Linked DNA regions of Homo sapiens: all the other regions are linked to region 1. A link is a contact called in ENCODE Hi-C or POLR2A ChIA-PET data. All regions are on one chromosome and are shown on one strand. Each heading gives the region's core, a stretch centred on a gene start or an enhancer-like site at or near the end of the contact. The rest is flanking DNA. Distances are from core to core; before and after follow the strand shown. Region 1 holds the start of PCGF3 (polycomb group ring finger 3). Region 2 has its middle 110 kb from the start of FAM53A. Region 3 holds the start of CTBP1-DT (CTBP1 divergent transcript).

The links. A loop is a pair of places that touch in the nucleus more often than their neighbours do. ChIA-PET counts read pairs that join two places held with the same protein, here RNA polymerase II (POLR2A). Pooled maps may share reads with other maps.
Region 2: a loop to region 1 is called in a map of CD8-positive, alpha-beta T cell, with 16 times the contacts of the local background. The contact joins the enhancer-like site here to the promoter of PCGF3 in region 1. A Hi-C loop is called at or near these places in 1 of 168 maps with a recorded cell type or tissue (CD8-positive, alpha-beta T cell), 1 of 37 single-sample maps with no recorded cell type and 9 of 50 pooled maps. POLR2A ChIA-PET finds 5 or more read pairs at or near these places in 2 of 52 experiments (B cell and activated CD8-positive, alpha-beta memory T cell).
Region 3: a loop to region 1 is called in a pooled map, with 26 times the contacts of the local background. The contact joins the promoter of CTBP1-DT here to the promoter of PCGF3 in region 1. A Hi-C loop is called at or near these places in 1 of 37 single-sample maps with no recorded cell type and 8 of 50 pooled maps.

Annotation. Positions count from the first base shown.
Region 1 is chr4:704,253-707,241 of GRCh38, forward strand. PCGF3 (polycomb group ring finger 3) reads left to right here and starts at 1,580. Exons shown (of 11, transcript NM_006315.7): 1 at 1,580-1,718. RefSeq lists enhancers at 1-327, 1,368-2,353, 2,354-2,989 and a silencer at 1,303-2,002.
Region 2 is chr4:1,577,745-1,580,733 of GRCh38, forward strand. It overlaps a transcript of FAM53A not described here. Among named protein-coding and RNA genes, the nearest start is that of FAM53A, 110 kb to the right of the region's middle. RefSeq lists enhancers at 1-263, 264-1,136 and silencers at 1,518-1,797, 2,595-2,654, 2,835-2,989. Within about 2 kb of position 1,612, at least 31 of the 41 ENCODE cell types and tissues checked have a DNase peak (open chromatin) inside an H3K27ac peak, as active enhancers do; they include B cell and CD8-positive, alpha-beta T cell, where a contact is called at or near this core.
Region 3 is chr4:1,248,040-1,251,028 of GRCh38, forward strand. CTBP1-DT (CTBP1 divergent transcript) reads left to right here and starts at 1,401. Exons shown (of 2, transcript NR_033339.1): 1 at 1,401-1,433; 2 at 2,072-2,989. CTBP1 (C-terminal binding protein 1) reads right to left here and starts at 1,091. Exons shown (of 10, transcript NM_001012614.2): 1 at 877-1,091. RefSeq lists silencers at 1-699, 870-1,799 and enhancers at 2,170-2,219, 2,280-2,369.

The DNA of each region.
Region 1 (2,989 bases), core at 330-2,829:
ATGCCTGGGAATGCTGTACACATTCACATGTCTGCTGTCTGTCCTCCTCCCACCCGGATAACGTGTCCACCCAGTGCTGGAGATCTCAGCAGGCCCCCAGCCCTTCTCAGGCCCCTCTCAGCAGCGGACTCAAGCCGCTTCCCCACGTGCTGCACCATACCTGGGCCCGGGGCCCCCTGCCTGGTGGCTGCTCCCGGGGTCCAACTCTAGACTTCACGGGGACAGTCGCAGGGTCACTCCCTCAGCCACCACCTCTCCAGACGGGACGAGCTAATGACTCCCGACTCCTGCTCCATGCCTGCACCGCACAGCCTCGCAGCGAGTGCCCCTGGGCCTACGGGGCCTCCCCTCTCGCCACCAAGCCTCCACACTGCGCGGTGCCCCGCCGCCCGGAACCACAGTGGTCTCGCTTCCCACCCAAGACCCAACCTGCCCTCCCGTCCTGGGCCGCCAGCCCAGAACCCGCAAACCGGGAGACCCTAGGACCCCGCGTGCCTGCACGTCCGCCTCACCCCCGCACGCGCCCTCGGTCCTCGGATCCCGCCCTCTCAGGACAGTGCCAGTCCCACGAAGGCGCAAATGCCGCCCGTACTGCTCCACCCTGGCGGAGGGCACCCAGGTCGGAGAGTCCGCACGTGGGTGCCCTGTCCGTCCTGATGCTGAACATAACCTAAATACAAGCCTAAACATGACCAGACCCGAACCCCTGACCCTGACCCCACCCCTAATCCTGACCCTAACCCTAAACCCAACCCTAACCCTAAACCTAACCCCTAACTCTGACCCTACCCCTAATCCTGACCCTAACCGTAAAACCAACCCTAACCCTAACCCCTAATGCTGACCCTAACCCTAAATCCAGTCCTAACCCTGACTCTAACCCTAACCCTGACCCTAACCCTAAAACCCAACCCTAACCCTAACCCTGACCCTAACCCTAAACCCAACCCTAACCCTAGACCAGACCCTAACCCCTGACCCTGACCCCACCCCTAATCCTGACCCTAACCATAAACCCAACCCTAACCCTAACCCCTAATGCTGACCCTAGCCCTAAACCCAGTCCTAACCCTGACTCTAACCCCTAACCCTGACCCTAAACCTAAACCCAACCCTAACCCTGACTCTGACCCCTAACCCGACCCCTGACCCTAACACCGACCCTTAACCCTGCCGGGAGGGCGCTCAGTCCCGGCTCCCACAAAGGACAGCAGCACCCGTACTGGACGGCACCCCCGGAGGGACCCGGGCCTGAGGACTCTGCTGCTCCAGCGCCCCAGCTCACGATCGTCCAGGACCCGTCGGGTCCCTCAGCACAGCGCGGCCCTGTCGCTCTCCTGACCACGCCCCTCATGGCCCCGCCCTATGCCTCGCCCCTGGCCCTCGCGCCCCGCGGCTCCCTCCGCCGAGTCCAGGCCCGACGCGCCTGCGCCCTCTGAACACGCCCCTCCCCGCCCCTATCCCCACCCCTTACCGCCTGGCCCCGCCCACGCCCCTTGCCGCGGGGTGGGAGCCCAGACGCACACCGCGCATGCTCCGAGCGCGGCGCCCCCGACGCGGCGCTCGGCTCGGCTCGGGCATTTCCGCCTCTTTGTTTTAAACTCCGGACGGGCTTTTTTCTCCTCCTCTTGGGGGGGACCCAGAGGGAGCGGCGCCCCCTCCCCCCTCCGGCGCGGACCCCGCGTGCGCCTTGCTCGCCCGCAGCCCCGAGACCGCAGGTCAGTGAGTCCGCCCCGCCTGGCCTGGGCCCTCGGCGCCCGCTCCTCAGGCTGCGGCCTCGGCCCGTGTCCGGCCCGGAAGGCTCCGAACCCCGGGCCCGCGCTCCGTCGTCCCCGTCGGCCTGGCCCGGGAAGCCCTTGGCAGGCCCGGGAGGGCCGGCACCCCAGCCCAGTCAGGACTCCGGGAGGTCGAAGACCCCAGCCCAGGCAGGACTCCGGGAGGGCCAAGAGCCCAGCCCAGGCAGGACCCCGGGAGGGCTGGGACTCCAGCCTAGGCAGGACGCAGGGAGGGCAAGACCCCAGCCCAGGCAGGACTCCGGGAGGTCGAAGACCCCAGCCCAGGCAGGACCCAGGGAGGGCTGGGACAGCAGCCCAGGCAGGACGCAGGGAGGGCAAGACCCCAGTCCAGGCAGGACGCAGGGAGGGCAAGACCCCAGCCCAGGCAGGACTCCGGGAGGTCGAAGACCCCAGCCCAGGCAGGACCCAGGGAGGGCAAAGACCCCAGAACAGGGAGGGCCAAGACCCCAGACCAGGCAGGACCCCGGGAGGGCCAAGACCCCAGACCAGGCAGGACCCAGGGAGGGCGAAGACCCCAGCCCAGGCAGGACCGCGGGAGGGCAGGGACCCCAGACCAGGCAGGACCCCGGGAGGGCCAAGACCCCAGACCAGGCAGGACCCAGGGAGGGCGAAGACCCCAGCCCAGGCAGGACCGCGGGAGGGCAGGGACCCCAGACCAGGCAGGACCCTGGGAAGGTCGCGACCCCAGCCCAGGCAGGACCCAGGGAGGGCGAAGACCCCAGACCAGGCAGGACCCAGGTGAGGGCGAAGACCCCAGCCCAGGCAGGACCGCGGGAGGGCAGGGACCCCAGACCAGGCAGGACCCTGGGAAGGTCGCGACCCCAGCCCAGGCAGGACCCAGGGAGGGCGAAGACCCCAGACCAGGCAGGACCCAGGTGAGGGCAAAGACCCCAGCCCAGGCAGGACCGCGGGAGGGTAGGGACCCCAGCCCAGGCAGGACCCTGGGAAGGTCGCGACCCCAGCCCAGGCAGGACCCCGGGAGGGCTGGGTCTTCAGACCAGGCAGGACCTGAAGAGAGTTGGGCTCTGGGATTGCACAGGACCCCCAGAGTGCTAGGACACAATGACACATCATCCAGGAGGGTCTGACCCTGGGACAGGTCACCGAGAAGGGCTGGGACCCCAAGATGGGTCACCAAGGAGGGTCGGACCTGGCCACCTGGCAGGGCCCGGGGGGGCTAGGACCCTGGGAAG
Region 2 (2,989 bases), core at 362-2,861, 870 kb after region 1:
TTTTATGCCGCTCATCTGCTCATTACCGCGGCCATTTAATTCAATTAGCACCTTAATTAGAGGGACAGCCTTGTCCAATGTCGGGGCCTTGTCAGGGAGCCGCCTGATGAGCAGAGACAAACACAGGCTCTGCCGGGACCAGGCAGCCGCAGGGCTGCGGGTCGGGGGCTGCAGGTGAGGGGCTGCGGGGGTGCAGGTGGGGGGCTGTGGGGGTGCTGCCCGGGGATGCTCTGGGGGTTCTCCCCATGCCCTTGACCTGGCTGCCCTTGCAGGCCGGGGTGAGCAGCCACAGCACGATTCCTGCCTGCGATTCCTGCCTGCCCTGAGCGCCTTCCCCTGCCACGACCTTCAGGCGCCTGGGAAGGTCTGCAGTCCTGGCTGTCAACACCCCCAGGCCCCCCCCAAGCCTGGACACGGCCCCCAGACCGGCACGATGTCCAGGCTAGGTTTTGTTTTGTGCCAGTCTATTGAAATCGCTATTCCCTGCCTATTAATTCTCCTAATTAGAATTAAATGAAGCATGCTAAATTGCTAGATTAACCAATAATTAAGCAGCCACTGCACTAAAACTGAACACCCCGGGTGGCCTGCACCCCGTCTGCGTGCAAGTGCCAGGGGCGGGCGTGCCAGGCAGGAGGGGCCGACCAGCCTTGGGGACAGCGGTGCGTGCGCTAGTGCCCGCACCCGGTGTGTAGAAGGGCGCGAGCGTTGGCGTGAGAGCCGGTGTGGCCTGGAAGCTCTGCAGGAACGTGTGGGGGTAGGAGGTGAGGGGACCCTCAGTTACGGGGAGAGGGCATCACACGGGCCTTGCTGGGGGCAGAAGATTTGTCGTGAGCGCGACAGACCCACTAGACTCTGCAGGTCCCCATGGGAAGCGCCCTGCCCTCCACGCCCACCTACGAGGTCGCGACCCCCCTACCCCGAACCGCCCTCTGCAGACAACGAGGCTCGGAGGAGGCAAGCAGCGAACCAAAGCTCCCACCGTCACCAGGGAAGGGAGGGGAGGGCAGGGCAGGGAAGGGGCGGAGGAGGGGAGAGAAGAGGGGGAGAGGAGAGAAGAGGGGGAGGGGAGAGAAGAGGGGGAGGGGAGAGAAGAGGGGGAGGGGAGAGAAGAGGGGGAGGGGAGAGAAGAGGGGGAGGGGAGAGAAGAGGGGGAGGGGAGAGAAGAGGGGGAGGGGAGAGAAGAGGGGGAGGAGAGGGGTCGCCTCTCGAGGCAGAGCAGGCGGGAAAGGGCGCGGCCCGGCTGCGACACCCCTAGGCCCCCCACCCCCGCAGGCGCAGAGCCGGGGCGCTCCCCCCATTGCACCGCCCGCCCTCCAGGCCGGAATCGAGGTCCCCTTCCCAGCGCTGCTGGACGCCCCTCCCGAGCGCTCCCGAATCCGACCAGCCCGGAGGCGGCTGCGCCTCCAGGGGCTCCCGTCAGGCCCCTGCCCCCCCTGCCCTCCCTGCCCTGGCGCGCCCCCGCCCCTAGCCGCCATCCCCGCCCGAGGGTCCCAGCCAGAGCCCCGGCCCCCGGCCCCGCCCGCGCCTGCTGGGCGCCCCCTGGTGGCCTCGGCTGGGCCCTGCCGCTGCGCCCACGGCCCTCGTGGGAGGCCCCTCCCTACCCCGGCCGCCCTCGGGCCCCCACGGTCTACTACCCCATGGGGACCGGCATGTCAAGCCCCTGCGTGGGCGCCTGCGCCACCCCCCCGCCCTCCGCACTCGCCCCCTTGTCCCAGCCCCGCGTCCTGGGGAGGAGGCTTGGGCCGCAGCCCAGCACCCAGAAGTGCAACGCGCACGGGTGGGGCCAGGCTCGAGTCAGCCGGTGACGCAGCCTCTGTGTGACCAGGGCGGATGGCCCGACCTCTCTGAGCCCCCGTTTCCCCGCCTGTAAAAGGGGGTGGGGCTGCCTCCCAGCGCCGCTGCGAGGCGTGAGTGAGTTACGACTCAGAACGCCCAGGTCCGAGGTGAGCACACGCGACACCCGCGAGCCACGGCCACGCGTGTCCCCAGGGCGCCTCCCGCCACGGGCTGGCCAGGAGTGTCCGCGCTGTGGGGATACGAAGGGGCGCGGCCCCAGCGCTGCGGGGCCCGCAGGGAGGGCGCAGGGGCCGAGCATCCGCCCCGGGGCATCCACCCATCAGGCCTCGCCGTAAACTTCCTCCTAACAGCCGCTCCTGCAGCCGGAAGATATTGACTCGAAGGAGAAACAATGGCAGGAATAAAATAAAAATAAAAAAGTTAATTATCCTTTGTGTTTGTAATTTAATTAAAGATGCAGTAAAGTTTTACTGTTTTTCCAGGTGATGATGTTTAGAGCCCCGAGAAGCTATTTGTGCTGGTGAGATTAAAGTGCATTTTAAAATGTTCCTCCAGTACTTTCACATTTGTTGATAGATTTTTAAATTAAACTTTAAATTGTAATCTAAATTACCTCCAACAATTCATGGTCCCTGTAATGAACTCCCACCGTTCCCGCTGTCATCCGTCGATGATGGAGTGCGAGCCGGGAGCTGCAGCCCCGCGGCCGCCGAACCAACCGCGGAGGCCAGGCAGCCTCGCCCCAGGGACCCCGCCCACGGCGCCCTACACCGGCGGCCAGTCAGGGAGGCCAACGCCGCGAGACGGAAGCAGCCATACCCCGCGGGCCACCAGTGTGGCCAGAAAAGATCTGCAGGGATGTGAGGGCAGCTCAGAGCTGAGATCTAAGGCTGGGGCAGAACCGGACGGCGCAACAAGCTAGGGAGAAAGCATCCCCGGCGCGGGGTGCACGGAGCCCCAGACCCCACCCGCCTCCCGCCCGGACCCCGCCTCCACTCAGGGAGCCGGGCCCCACCTCCCGCCCTAGGCCCCGCCTCCTACCTCGGGCCCCACCTCCCGCCTAGGCCCTGCCTCCTGCCCAGGCCCTGCCCCCAACTCAGGGCCCCGCCTCCCGCCCAGGCCACGCCTCCCACTGAGGACCCTGCCTCCCGCTCAGGGACCCGCCTCCTGCCCGAGCCCTCCCTCCCTC
Region 3 (2,989 bases), core at 151-2,650, 540 kb after region 1:
CGCACGGACTCTGCCTTTGCAGCCGGGTCGAGGGAAAGAGAGGCTCCGCGCAGCGGCTCGGGCCGGCCCAGGACGCGGGCGCTGCAAGATGGCGATGGTGGCAAGCCCGGCGCCCGCCCGTGCTCCCTGCTTCCGCGGCCGCAGCCCGCGAGGAAGGCGCCCCGGGACCTGGGCGGGCCCAGGCAAGGGCAGGTGGGGGCGCTGGGCCGGTCCGGGACCTCGCGGAGTTCGCGGGAACGGAGACCCCGGGCCCTCCCGCGTCACCGCCGGGGGCTGCGCTTTGGGCCCGGTCTGAGGGCAGCGGCCTCCTCCACGGTCATACCCGGCACCCGCGCCCCGTCCCCTTCCCCCACAGCGCGCGGCCACGGTCGCCGGCGGCCTCCCCGCGGGAGGCGCGCTCCCGCGAGTGGCCCGGGAGCGCGCGCCCCAGGACACCCCGAGCTGCGCACGGCTCCCGCCCCATCCCGGCCCCGCAGGCCCAGCCACGGGGTCATGACCGGGGACGGGGTAGCGGCCGGGGATCGGGACCCGGGGTGCCGTCCCGGGTCCGACGGGGCTGGGGTCGGTGGAGCTGGGGGTCCGGCGGGGCAGCCCAGAGGCCCACAGGCCCTTTTGTGTCACCTGCACGGGCCGCGGGCGGGGAGAGCAGACTGCGGCGCTCGCGCACACGCAGCGGCCCGCGCATGCGCAAGACCCTTCCCGCGGTCCCGCCCCCGACCGCGGCCACGCGCGGACGCCGGCGCGCACGCGCACTCGCACACAAAGCCGGCGGCCCGCGGGCGCGCGCTCGGTCCGCCCCCGCGCCCCCCGCCCGCGCGGCACCCGCCCCGCCCCGCCCCCGCCCGCGGCCGGAAACGCGCGCGCGCGCGGCCTTACCAAGCGGCAGGCCCTTGTTGAGCAAGTGCGAGCTGCCCATCGAGAGGCGCGAGCGGCCGCGGGCCCCGACCACTCCGGCGCGCTGCGCCGCCGCGAGCCCGGCGCGTGGGGCGGCCTCGGCGCCGTCCGCTGCTCCGCCCGCCCGCCTGCGCCTGGCCGCCGCCGTGCCGAGTCTCCGCCGCGCCGCTGAGCCGCGCTCCGACGACCGCGCGGGCGGGGACACGGCGGCGCGCGCGGGCGGGGCCTCGCGGTTGGTCTCCTGGTTCCCAGCGCGGGCGGCGCACGGACTCACGCGGGCGGCTCAGGGCCCGCCCGGCCGGGACGCGGCTGCGGGGCGGGGCGGGGCGGGAGCCTGGCGGGAAGCTCGCGGGGCTGCAGCCCGGCGGAGGCCCCGGGCCTGGTGTTCCGCACGTTCTAAACCGCCTGTCCCCGAGGAAGTCGGGCAGGGTCGGGCCGGACTCAGCGCCGCTGGCGGGAGCGCCGTCCGCCCCGAGGACCCTGCGGGCCCGGAAGCCGAGACAGGGCCGCCCACGTCAGCGCCTGGCGCGGGCCCGAACGTAAATGGCGCTCCTCCGCGCCGCAGCCGCAGCCGCCCCGCTCCCTTCCCGCTCCGCCAGCTGCCGCCCTCCCGCGCTCGCTTCTCGCCCCGCGGCCTGGCCCGTGCGCCTCCGAGGCTGGCCAGGGGCACCGAGGCCGCGGGCCCCCCATCGCCCCCACCCGAGCCCTGATTTACCGTCCGAGAGCCGGCGGCACATGGGACCCCGAGAGGAGAAGCGCGCCTGCCCCAGTGCGTCCCCAGGCGGGGGAGCCCCGACTCCTGGAGGGACCGCGTCCTGCCCGGCCCGGGAAGTTCAGGGCTGGAGAACCCCTTCCCCGACCCCATTTCTCTTTTAACAAGAGTAGGGTTTGTAGCTAACCAACGTCCTGACAGCTCAGCTCTGCTTTCCCTTTAAGCATTAATATCAAAGCCCTGCCTGCTACCGGTGAAGCCCCGACCCGGGAGGGCCCGAAAGTCCCTTCAGGGAGAGGCCGCACTGGGCCTGCTCACCCAGGGGCTGCCCCTGCAGACTCTCCCGAGGGGCCCAGGGATATTCCTCGCGCCGCGAGTGGACGCTTCCATCCACCCCATGGGGAGGGCCTCTGCGCGTGGCTACTCTGAGCCCTCTGGAATGCCGAGATAGTTGCATAATTTCAGAAACCACGGCATGGAGACGGAATGATGCAGACTCCTATCCGCGAGATACCTGCTGTAATTTCGCTGTGGTTCGTGAGGACGCGTCCTGGGCTGCCCTGAGAAGCCTACGTCTCCCCTTCGAGGCCCGGGAAGACCTCCAACCCCGCTGACAATGCTGGGCCCTCAGCCAGACCTGCCCTGCGTGCCACGTTCTGTTCTAAGATCGGGCTGCCGAGCTGTGGCCTGGAGGAAACCTGGCAGGTGTCACCAGAGCTTTGGGGAGGGTGAGGCCCTGTCGGGGAAGCCCAGTGGGAGTCATGAAGGAGGGAACACGTGTGGAGCCCTTGTAGGGGGAGGGGCAGCCCTGCAGAGATCTAAGAAAAAATTCCAGAAAAATGAGCAGCAACCTCCAAGGCCAGGCATCGGTGCAGGGGACAAGGGGTCGTAGCTGGAGGGGCCTAGGTGAGGCTGCCGGGAAGGGACGATGTGGTTGGTGGAGTGCACAGGCAGGGACCTCACTGGACTTTCCTGTCTGCTCAGCATGGACAGGCAGCCCAGGAGAAGGCAGCACGTGGCCGGGTGCAGGGACGTACCACCCCCACTTCCCCAGGGGAGCTGGGGTCAGACGAGTCCCAGGCACTCCATCCTCTGCAGCAAGTCAGGTTGTGATTTACTAGGGGGTGGTGAATATAATGGAGAGACTTCTGGGGAGGAATTCCTGGCTCCCGCGTGGACTTGCAGAGCTCAACAGGCAGCCACGTGGCTGAGTGTCCAGCAAACATCACATAAGGCTTTGGGTCCTGCAGGTGGGGCTGCCATGAGCAGCAAGCTCAGTCCAGAAGAACAGTTCCTCTCCAGGATCCACTTCCTGCGCACTTTTATGTGCAGTGTAGCTGGAGCAGAGCTCCCCGGAATTCCACAGGCAACTGAGAACGGAGA